Linked DNA regions of Homo sapiens: region 2 is linked to region 1. The links are chromatin loops, found by intact Hi-C in ENCODE. Cell type or tissue: heart left ventricle. All regions are shown on one strand.

Evidence for each region. A loop is a pair of places that touch in the nucleus more often than their neighbours do. Peaks named below come from ENCODE experiments on the same cell type or tissue, not always from the same donor. Only the 100,000 strongest peaks of a DNase experiment are listed, where the experiment ranks them.
Region 2: it touches region 1 in a loop (5-fold over the local background); 61 of 110 quality-filtered maps call a loop at or near these places.

The regions. Positions count from the first base shown.
Region 1 is chr5:61,054,262-61,056,761 of GRCh38, reverse strand. All of the region lies in intron 1 of NDUFAF2 (NADH:ubiquinone oxidoreductase complex assembly factor 2), which reads right to left. Among named protein-coding and RNA genes, the nearest start is that of SMIM15-AS1, 110 kb to the left of the region's middle. In heart left ventricle, a CTCF peak has its summit at 1,161; no DNase peak of the experiment used is centred here.
Region 2 is chr5:61,664,791-61,667,290 of GRCh38, reverse strand. The region is part of intron 1 of LINC03122 (long intergenic non-protein coding RNA 3122); the gene reads right to left. The region is part of intron 7 of LINC03152 (long intergenic non-protein coding RNA 3152); the gene reads left to right. Among named protein-coding and RNA genes, the nearest start is that of LINC03122, 28 kb to the right of the region's middle. In heart left ventricle, no CTCF peak of the experiment used is centred here; a DNase peak (open chromatin) is centred at 940; H3K4me3 peaks cover 399 bases; H3K27ac peaks cover 557 bases.

The sequences.
Region 1 (2,500 bases):
CACGCGCCACCATGCCCAGCTAATGTTTGTATTTTTAGTAGAGACGGGGTTTCACCATGTTGGCCAGGCTGGTTTTGAACTGCCAACCTCAGGTGATCCTCTTGCTTTGGCATCCCAAAGTGCTGGGATTACAGGTGTGGGCCACCGTGCCCAGCCATAGCATCATATGATTTTAGTCATTCGTTTAAACTCTTCCTATGACAAACTTTACCCTGGCTAATAACTAACAAAATTGGATGACATGAATTTTATCTTTGTTCTCTATTTTAGTTCGCTGTTAGAAAGATATGCTAATAAGCTGTGATTGCACCAAAAGGCAGGCTGTAGGAGCATGAAAAAGAAAAGTTGATTCCATTTTGCTTGTGAAGGCTGCAAAAAGACCATTAATCTTGCAATTTTTACCTACTTATTCATTATTTCTCAATGATGCTCAAAAAGATAAACACTACAGTCACTAATAGTAAGATATGCCACATGGTATTACTTTAAGATGGGGGTCTCCAAAAACAGAGTGCATATAAAAATGGAGCCTGCCTCTCTACTCAAGGATGTACTGATAGCCCATGCCTGGATATTTACCTACAAAAGAATAAAATAATTGGAGTTGAACAATTCTTTATTCTTAGTAGCAAATGACAAAGCTCAACATTTTTTCCCTATTTCTTGCTACTTTCTTATAAGCTTCCAGGTTCTGAAGATCATGTAATTTAGGCTAATTTAGCAACGTGTCAATAATATTATGTTAATTTGGCTTATTAATGTTATCTGACTCATTTAGATGAGCAGAATTATATTTATTGAGCATTATGTATATGATATTAATAGACACTTTATTTTTATTTTCTTAATTCTCACAACAATCTTCACTTTTATAATTGAGGAAACTAAAGCTCAAAGAAAATTGAATGGATAAGGAAAGGTGTGTCTTGAATTATGTTTAATTTTTACATGGAAATTTAAGAAAATGTACTAGCATAATCACCTCCTATACTACAAAAACAGTGTCCACATATAGTCAGGTTCATGCTGCCTCCCTTTTTTATTTCTGCCTCCTTTTCACAACCCATTTTACAACCACTTGGCATATACTTTCCACATCTTCCCCCTTTGCTTTGTGCTGCAGAACAACCTAACTATTCTGTGACAATAGCACCACTTATTGGCTGGCAAAGGTATTGGAAAAATCTGAAATCAGTATCTGCTTTCTTACCTTTAGAAAGATAATGCATAATTTGGGCTTTTTATTCTGCCTTTTTTATTTCAGCTCACTCACACCCACCTGAAAAAGTGTTTTTCTCATATACACATACAACTCCTTTTTTATCTTTCATATCTCCTTTCAAAAACCTGTAGAGTTACTTTACCACTTGATTTCACTGCTAATCAATGTTTGCTAATATGAAGCAATGAAGATGAATTGTGAATTAAAAGCAATTTGTGAATTATTCTGGAAACAGAACTACAATTTACAACACAATTTCTATTTTAAAATGTGTTGAATTTCAACAAGCTACATACATGGAATTTTTAGGATTCAACTGATTTGTAAGTTGGGAAACTTGCCATATTATTAAAACATATAAAAGTATAAAGTCTTCTGTAGTGGCATACATGGTAAATAAAGGAATAGAATGCTAAAACAAAGCAATACTATATATATTTTCCTCTTCTTAAGAGTTAATATACATCTCCTTGTCTTGTGAAATTTAAATCTTACACTACATATAATGAAACACTCAAATATTTGTTGATAACAATAAGGTCCATTCCTACTTTGCAGTGACCCCTTAAAGTTATACTAATGACACATGAGAGAACAGCTCTCATTATTTTAACTTTATCTCAGCGATGGAAACTAACAGGATTACATCTATAACTCTAACCACTCAATGAGCTCCAGTCATAAACTTTTGTTTAAAGCAATGCTCTCTACTTGTATGTCTTTATACTTCTGCTACACAGAGTTCTGTATCTTCCTGTAATACTGAGCTTAGCATCTAGTCCCTGAAATTGTCTGATCTTTATGAGTAAGGCCTATAAGTTCCTACCTGTGGGAATTTTGCATTGAAGCAGAGGAACATGTAAGATATCCCAAGTCAGTCTGTCAATATGAAGTCACTTTTGTTGCTGGTACCAATTAAGTAGCAAGGGGGTTTTGTTCCTTGGATTTTGCCCTGTATCTCAGTTCTAGAAATCGTTACTGAATGCTACTGAGATTTGGTCTAATGGTGACGTCAACTGCCCAGGTGTAGACCATTTTCCTCACTGTTAGCTACTCCTGTCTCACAAATCACCTGCCCAGGACTATTCTATTGGCTCCCTAGGACTTGGAAACCTATGGTCTGGCCTGCTTGATCAGTGTTTATGACACCCACCTCTCCCAGGCCTGAACTGCATTTCCTTTCAAATCTCTCAAATATTTTGATAGGACTATTACTTTACTCATTTCCTAATTCAAAAACTACAGTTGTTTTTACAATGTGAATATATTTAAAAATAT
Region 2 (2,500 bases), 610 kb before region 1:
ACCATGGGCACTTCTAATAATAGCAGCCAAGGAGGTATAATGAATATCTAATGAACCATTTTGTATGTCTATGTTGCTTCTTGAATTGGAAATAAATCAATGAGCCTTACAAAATGCATATTTTAGTGATACCTCTATAAACAATAATCTTGTTTTTCTATCATGACTCGAATGTCATTCTTTTTATAATACAATTGAAGATTTAATAATTTATTATATAGATTGCCTTCCCCATTTTAGCTCTAGGTTATGTGTGTATACATAATACATATACATATAGGTCGCCTTTCCCATTTAAGCTCTAGGTTATGTGTGTATATGTATATATGTGTGTGTATATGTATATATGTGTGTATATATATGTGTGTGTGTGTGTATATATATATATATATGTACACATAACCTACAGCTTAAACGAGGAAGGCAACCTAGTCCAATGTTTGATTTTTAAAATTTTTAAAAGTCCTTGTATGTAGAAGCTCTGTGGGTCATAAAAGTAAACCAAAATGCCCACGTTCCAGGAGCAAACATAGAGGCACATAAATAGTAACTAGTAAACAAGTCATAGACGCTTCCATGAATACAATACCAGAGAAAGCCTAGATCCAGTGCTAAAGGCTGAATGAAGACCAAGAGATACGATAATCCTGCTTTACAGGCACTATAGCTGAGCCCACACTCATCTGGGCCAGTCAGACCAAGGCTGGTTTCCTTGGGCTGGAACAAGCTCCTCTGGGAACAGCGTGGTGTGTTCACCTAGAGACCTCCTCCTGACAAAGGTTTTGGCTGTGTTGTCCCACCCACTTCCTCAGCTGAAAATGGGAAATGGGGCAAGTTGCTTCCCCTCCTGCTGGCTCAAATCCTATGACCCAAAGCACGGTCTCCATCTCAGCAACTTCCCTTCCAGAGGCCAAATATAGCCATCCCTTTCCTGGCTCACTAAAATTCCAGTCAGACTGCTGTGCACAGTGACAGACGGCCAAAGAGCATCTCACCAGCCCAGCCACAGCCCAAAATAACGGCCACTTGGTTAGCACAGACTGTGGACTTTTTCTTTTTTGTTGTTGTTGAGACTTCGTTCTGAGTTATTTTTTGTTTTGGTTTTGGATTTTGTTTCGTTTTTGTAGTTTGAAAGTAAACAGAGTATCTGAAGAAGTGGCTACACCAACTTCCTACATGAGGTTCCTGGGTTTAGTTCCAGCAGTGGTGGGTAATGACCAGAAATGTACTCACCTCTTAAATCTCCCCAGCCGCCTACCCAAAAGGAGGGGCTGACAAGCGCATTTCCTCCCCATTCTGTCCAGCAGTGCCTCCTGCACACCCCAGGTCATGCTGGGACCCACCCACCATGCTACATTTTCTCCTGGGTCTCGTGGAAGGAAGACTGGGGGAGGCTGTCCTGTGGGCTGGGTGGGGACACTTCCAGACTTGCACCCATGATGCTTCTGGGCAGTAGACAGGCCCCGCCCCCAAGCTGTCAGTTCGGTGCCCTCCACAAGTTCTAAAAGGCCTTAAATTATTAATTTATTTCTTTAAAAATACACCGTGCTCAACAACAACCAAGCCCACTTTTGATCTGCATCATGACACACAAGGCTCTTGTCAACCAGATTTTGTGCAGGCCAACAGACACATCTTATTAAATCTTACCTAGCGGGTGACATGAAATTGGAGCATGCTAAAGAGATTTAGGCTGGGAAAGATGATTGTCTTCTCCATGCCCTGTTTCCAAATGCAATGAGTAATAAGCAATTTTGCAAAACTATAACCTTCAACTGTTGGAACATCTTTGTACTTTTGTTCTTCAAAGGCAGAATGTTTTCTGGAATTATGTTTCTACCTGAGGAAAAAAATATACTCCTTCAATTTCTACATGTGCAAGCATATCACACAGATATATCTCATTTCTTGTCATGTTGTATGCTGTCTCAAGATCAATAAATAATTTATGCATTTAATGCATTTATCAGCTCTCGTGTGTGTGTGTATATATATATGTAAATCTCCTATGTGTTAATGTCAAAGATGTCTTCTATATTAACGGAAAGCAAGCAACCTCTTGGGTGTTTCACCACCATGAAATTAACTTTGCATCTTACCCATCAAATGAGTGAAAAGTGAGAACAGGTCCCTGCTCTTTATAGAAAACTAAACGCTAGTTTACAACAGATAAGGAGTTACAGTAGGAATTTCACATTGCTTATCTGCTGAAATTTCTCCCCTCCCTTATTTTTTTTTTCCAAAGAAGTTCTTTATTACTCCAGGGCCACTTAGATTGTAGAGGGAATACGGCTCCTAAATTTCAACTTGTTCTATTTAAGTTGCCTTTCCTTTGCTTCCCACTTGGAGTATTTATCATGCTTGTCGTTAAGAACTGCTTCTGAGCCCTCACAGTGCCAAGCCTGGGACCAGGTGCATACGTTTGGCAGTCCTCACCTCCACTGCCATCCACAGGCTCCAATTTGGATTTAACCATGGTCATCATTCACACCCTCATGGC